Linked DNA regions of Homo sapiens: region 2 is linked to region 1. The links are chromatin contacts, found by Hi-C or POLR2A ChIA-PET in ENCODE. All regions are on one chromosome and are shown on one strand. Each heading gives the region's core, a stretch centred on a gene start or an enhancer-like site at or near the end of the contact. The rest is flanking DNA. Distances are from core to core; before and after follow the strand shown. Region 1 overlaps LINC01387 (long intergenic non-protein coding RNA 1387). Region 2 overlaps ARHGAP28 (Rho GTPase activating protein 28).

Region 1 (2,700 bases), core at 9-2,508:
AAATAGCTGGGATTCCAAGTGCGCACCACCATGCCGGGCTAATATTTGCATTTTTCAGTAGAGACAGGGTTTCACCACGTTGGCCAGGCTGGTCTCAAACTCCTGACCTCAAGTGATCCGCCCACCTCGGCCTCCCAAAGTGCTGGTATTACAGGTGTAAGCAACCGTGCTTGGCCTATTTTAGCCCCTTTTCTAATCTAGCCCCTCCTACTGTCATGAAATAGAACAAATGCAAACTAAGTTAGCAGGCCACATCCCAGGGAGGCTGGTAGAAGACATGAGACTACTGGGAGAGAGACAAAAGGATGGTTTATTTTTCACAGCTATACAGTAGCTGGGACTTCTGCACTTCTGTTGGTTCCCCACTCCCCAGTTCCCACAGGACAATGCAAAGAGGGCCAGAAGACACGTGCAGACACAGCAGTCATGATGTGGTAGAGGAAACTTGAAGGTAGGGAACTCGGACTTTTTAAAGTAGGCACTAAGCATGCCTGCCCTTTGCTTCAGAGACAGTGCCATCTCTGTCTTCCAAGACTATTTGCTATATAAGCATTCTTGAAGATATAGCCCAGAACATAGATGGCTAGTGCCTCTTTTAGCAAAGTGGAGATATGTAGAAACACAAGAGACCCATGAAGAATTTCCACCAGCAGCTCCCGCCTCATCAGCTGCCACAGAGAGAGAGAGCTGTACACCGTAGTGAGTTTAGTGAGCGCATGCGCTAAGGCCAGCTGCTCGAATTTCAGTACTGGTTCTATTACTCCTAAGAATGTGACTTGAGGCAAGTTCCTTAACCTCTGTAAGCCTTAGCTTACTCATCTGTGAAATGGAAATAGTAATAGTACCTATGGCCTATGGGTAGTGTAATCATACACCGAGATAAGCCACATGAAATGGCTGGCATGTGGTAATCAGGTGCCGAGTAAATGGTAATCCTGTTATTACAGTAGACTGGACACAGACCAACTGCCTGGTTATTTTCCCAAAGCAGTATCAGAAATAGGAAAAAAGGTGTTTGAAGGTTTTAGCTAACAGAGAAGTGGCTGACCGCTCATAAGACTCTCTGCAGGCCCTCCTTCACCTTGCATGTGTGTTTAAGTTCCTGCCCCTGCACTCCACAACCATGCGTTTTCACTCAGGTTTGGCCTCAGTAAGGCAGACAGCTGTTTGCGTTTCACATACTGTGACTCGAGTAGTTCCATAAGCCTCTGTGACCTGAAGTGTTCCTCTGGCAGCCAGCCGTAAATCTCTTGCTCAATCTCCTTTTAACTCCTCAAACTTAGAAGCCAAGCTGACATAATCCTTATCTGTGGGCTCAGCCCCACCGCAGCGGCCTGAGCTAATCCTACTCTTGCAAAGAAGAAACACAAAGATCTCTGGTTTTTTTTTTTTTTTTTGACAGGATCTCACTCTGTTGCCCAGGCTAGAATGCAGTTGCACAGTCATGGTTTACTGCAGCCTCAAACTCCTGGGCTCAAGCAGTCCTCCCACCTCAGCCTCCTGAGTAGCTGGGACTACAGGCATGTGCCACCACACCCAGCTAATTTTAAAATTTTTTGTAGAGACAGAGTCTGGCTATGTTTCTCAGGCTCATCTTGAACTCCTGGCCTCAGGTAATCCTCCAGCTTCGGTCTCCCAAAATGCTAGGATTTACAAGCGTAAGTCACCACACCCGGCCTACTCATCAGTTTTAAGTGCCAAGTTTTTTCTCACTGAGGGAGCATATTATCCTGTGGTAGCTGCCAGGGCCTGGAATTACATTTTAAGCCCAATTTGAATTGAATGGAAATGAGACCTAATCTCCCGCTCCAAGGCAGTCGCTTAAGGAACGTATTTTAAAGAGGAGACACTTTTCTTTCAACATCATCACTTTCTCCAAACATGACAAAATCACGTATCAAAACGAAATCTCGAGTTCAAGTTGTCTGTAGAGCTATGTTGTGTTGTAGCAGGGATATAGTAAATCTCACAGGCTTTGACAGGTGGTTAGGTAGTAAGATATCTTTCAGAAGGGATTTAGTTATTCCTTTTCTGTGAAGTCTGGTCTCTAAAATTTTTGCTACAAATACTCTGTCTCTCAGTTTTATAATGACATAAACGTATATCAGAAAATATCTAAAGCAGGCTGGGCGTGGTGGCTTATGCCTGTAATCCCAGCACTTTGGAAGGTCAAGGCGGGCGGATCACCTGAGGTCAGGAGTTCGAGACCAGCCTGGTCAACATGGTGAAACACCGTCTCTACTAAAAAAAAATAGCCAGGCATGGTGGCTAGTGCCTGTAATCCCAGCTACTTGGGAGGCTGAGGCAGAAGAATTGCTTGAACCTGGGAGGCAGAGGTTGCAGTGAGCCAAGATTGCACCACTGCATTCCAGCCTGGGCAACAAGAGTGAAACTCTGTCTCAAAAAAAAAAAAAAAAAAAAAAAGAGTTAATAGATAAATAGATGATAGAGATTTTGCTTTTTTAAACCTCTTCATCCACTGTAATAGACTACATGGTTTGTTAAAGGGGTAAGTATTATCTTTTCATCTCAACCCACATTTCACTCTGAATATTAATGGTTATTCCTAGAATCCTCTTTTTCCCATCCCTGAAAAGCAAATATACTCATATTCTTTGTTTTGGCGAAGGTCTTTATTATAGCCATAAAGGATAATGGATTTATCTAATTCCATCGTTTTTACTAACCAAAGTTATAAAG
Region 2 (2,700 bases), core at 81-2,580, 180 kb before region 1:
ATCCTTGTTCCACTGCTGTCTCTATAGAGACTTTACTGTCTCCTGCCAGATCTCATCCAAGCCCAGTTTTAACCATCCCCCAAATGCTGAAGTCTCCCATGAATAAATAGCTTAGAACTTTCAGCCTTGATCTCCCTCCTAGGCTTCCAACTTGTATAGCCACCTGTCTGCTGAGCATATACACTTAATTATCCCACAAGAACCTAAAGGTTGAAATTTCACATGTCAAACTCATTGTCTCCCCATCCACAATCTGCTCATCCACCACAATTCCCAAATTCAATACCTAACACTCCCAGACAGAAAACCAAGTCATGGCCGGGCACGATGGCTCACGGCTGTAATCCCTGCATGCTGGAAAGCCGAGGTGGGTGGATCACCTGAGGTCAGCAGTTCGAGGCCAGCCTGGCCAACATGATGAAACCCCATCTCTACTAAAAATACAAAAAAAGTTAGCCGGGCATGGTGGTGGGTGCCTGCAATCCCAGTTATTCAGGAGGCTGAGGTAGGAGAATTGCTTGAACCCAGGAAGTTGAGGTTGCAGTGAGCCAAGATCACACCACTGAACTCCAGCCTGGGCAACAAAAGCAAAAAACTCTGTCAAAAAAAAAAAAAAGAAAAAGAAAAAAGAAAAAAAGAAAACCAAGTCATGTGTTCCTAGTTCTCAGCATGCATTTAATCACCAAATTATACCAACTTATTTGCTTGTTTTCCCCATGGAATCCTTCGGTCCCTTCCATCCATATTCCCACAATTCCAGCTGAGGACTTCATCAGCTTTACTTAAGCTACTTCATTACCCTTCTAAACCATTTCTCCAGCTCTTTGTGGTCTACTTTAAAACCATCTTTTATACTCTAGAGGAATAAAGCGATTGGGGGATCCTGGAAAAGAATAAAAGCAAAGAGCTACAAGATTACAGTTTTGATTTTATGGATTTTGATTCAATAGCTTTCAAACCAGAGTAAAATACTAATGAGCCAAACTGGATGTGGGCAGGGTTGGGGGTAGGGGAGTAAAAGAGACAAAAGCAAGAATAACCTAGAGTAAGATTTGGCTAAATGATGAATTCCTGTTTAAGATAAACTTCAAAAGTCCGCTAAATGGCAAAGCACTTCCTTGAACTCTAAAGAGAATTGGTGCTATTTTTTTTCTTAACTCCCACAATGAGAACTTTTTTTATCATCTGGATAAGAGGAGTATCATGTTTGTTTAGGATTGGTATAATCGAAATCAGCTTCACTTGGGCTTCTTATAAGCAATGACTCATGTTATTTTAGCTGGTGTGGGATCATTGCCTCATGAAGGATGACACAGCTTTAGACATGCAGAGCCTGGCCTGCTTTTTCCAATTCCATGCCTCCAGAAGCTGGAAGAGGTGGGAGTCCTCTAGCCTGCAGCTTTCTGCAACTCAGCACAATTCAGATTTTATGAAAACAGTTGCCAAGTCGACCTTGTAATCACAGAGCCTTATAAATGAGGAGGGAGAGGAGTTAAGTTGTGGTATGTTAAAAATCACAGGGCCAGGCATCCTCTGTTTTTCAAAACAGAATCTGTGGAAACTTACAGTCAGCTCTTTCCCTCATTAATTGCTTACTCTGTTGAGGTCAGTAATTTTTTTTTAAGATGCTAATGAAAAGTCACAGCAAATATGTTTTCAAGACTCCAACTTACACTCACTAAGATAATGTGCAAGGGTGGTTGTAATAGTGTTTGAAAGGAAGCTAAGGAAATGCCATTCTCATAATCGACACCACCTTTTCTCTAGCTCCATACCCAGTCAGGGAGCCAGTTCTCCCCTCTTCCATGTTTTCCTTGCTGTTGGCCTTCCTGCTTCCCCGAACCCAGTAGCCCACATTGTGGGCCTGAGTGAACGCTGTGGTAATGGGAAGCAGGTGATCAAACCAGGATCGACAGGTTGGTAATTCCCTGTAAGGCTCTAGGCAAGACACTTTTCCATACTTTGCTTTCCAGTTGTAGCACAGACATTGTTCCTGGCTATCCTTACTCATGACTGGTCTTCATGAAACTTTGTTCTCATTAGCAACATACTCTGAGCTCCTTAGCTGGTTAAAAATAATGAGAAGACACTCCTAAAACATGGCAGTTAGCAGAAAAGTCCAGACTACCATTTATCATATAATGAAAATGATTGTCCTATCTCTATAGTTCTGGTGTCCTAAGAACTAAAGTTTATTAAAATGAATAGCTTGAAAAATTAACACAAGGGCCCAGAGCCTGAGGGCCATTATGATTCTGACCTCTGCAGAGGATTCAGGTCCAGACTAAGATGGGCCTAGGATTCGTTTTCTAAATGGAAATGTCTGAGGCTCATCTGAGGTTGGCATCATCCATGGCTCCAAGGTCACTGAGGGACAAGGGCTGTACTCAGGCTTACAGGAGACTAGGGATGGCTCAGGAGTCTGAGTTTCCACAGCCTAAATTTTTGAGCACGATTTAGAACAGAACTGATCTCTACAATGTCATAGTCTAGGACCTGACTTGGTCCCCTGGTTGCTTTCAACTCAAAACAAGGTGAAAACTTGACTGAAAATTGGGAGAGAATAGAGGAAGAATTCATTAATTCTCATGAAGTGTGGTTTCTCAATGTTCATTATGAATTCTTACGGTAAGGCCGGACACAGTGGCTCATGCCTGTAATCCCAGCACTTTGGGAGGCCAAGGCAGGTAGATCACCTGA

Evidence for each region. A loop is a pair of places that touch in the nucleus more often than their neighbours do. ChIA-PET counts read pairs that join two places held with the same protein, here RNA polymerase II (POLR2A).
Region 2: a map of MCF 10A shows a loop between it and region 1 (2.9-fold over the local background). The contact joins two enhancer-like sites. A Hi-C loop is called at or near these places in 2 of 168 maps with a recorded cell type or tissue (IMR-90 and MCF 10A). POLR2A ChIA-PET finds 5 or more read pairs at or near these places in 1 of 52 experiments (WTC11).

What each region holds. Positions count from the first base shown.
Region 1 is chr18:6,560,234-6,562,933 of GRCh38, reverse strand. All of the region lies in intron 2 of LINC01387 (long intergenic non-protein coding RNA 1387), which reads right to left. All of the region lies in intron 2 of LOC105371972 (a long non-coding RNA gene), which reads right to left. Among named protein-coding and RNA genes, the nearest start is that of LINC01387, 50 kb to the right of the region's middle. Within about 2 kb of position 1,258, at least 3 of the 41 ENCODE cell types and tissues checked have a DNase peak (open chromatin) inside an H3K27ac peak, as active enhancers do.
Region 2 is chr18:6,740,086-6,742,785 of GRCh38, reverse strand. The region is part of intron 1 of ARHGAP28 (Rho GTPase activating protein 28); the gene reads right to left. Among named protein-coding and RNA genes, the nearest start is that of ARHGAP28-AS1, 12 kb to the right of the region's middle. RefSeq lists enhancers at 1,334-1,834, 1,835-2,335. Within about 2 kb of position 1,330, at least 6 of the 41 ENCODE cell types and tissues checked have a DNase peak (open chromatin) inside an H3K27ac peak, as active enhancers do.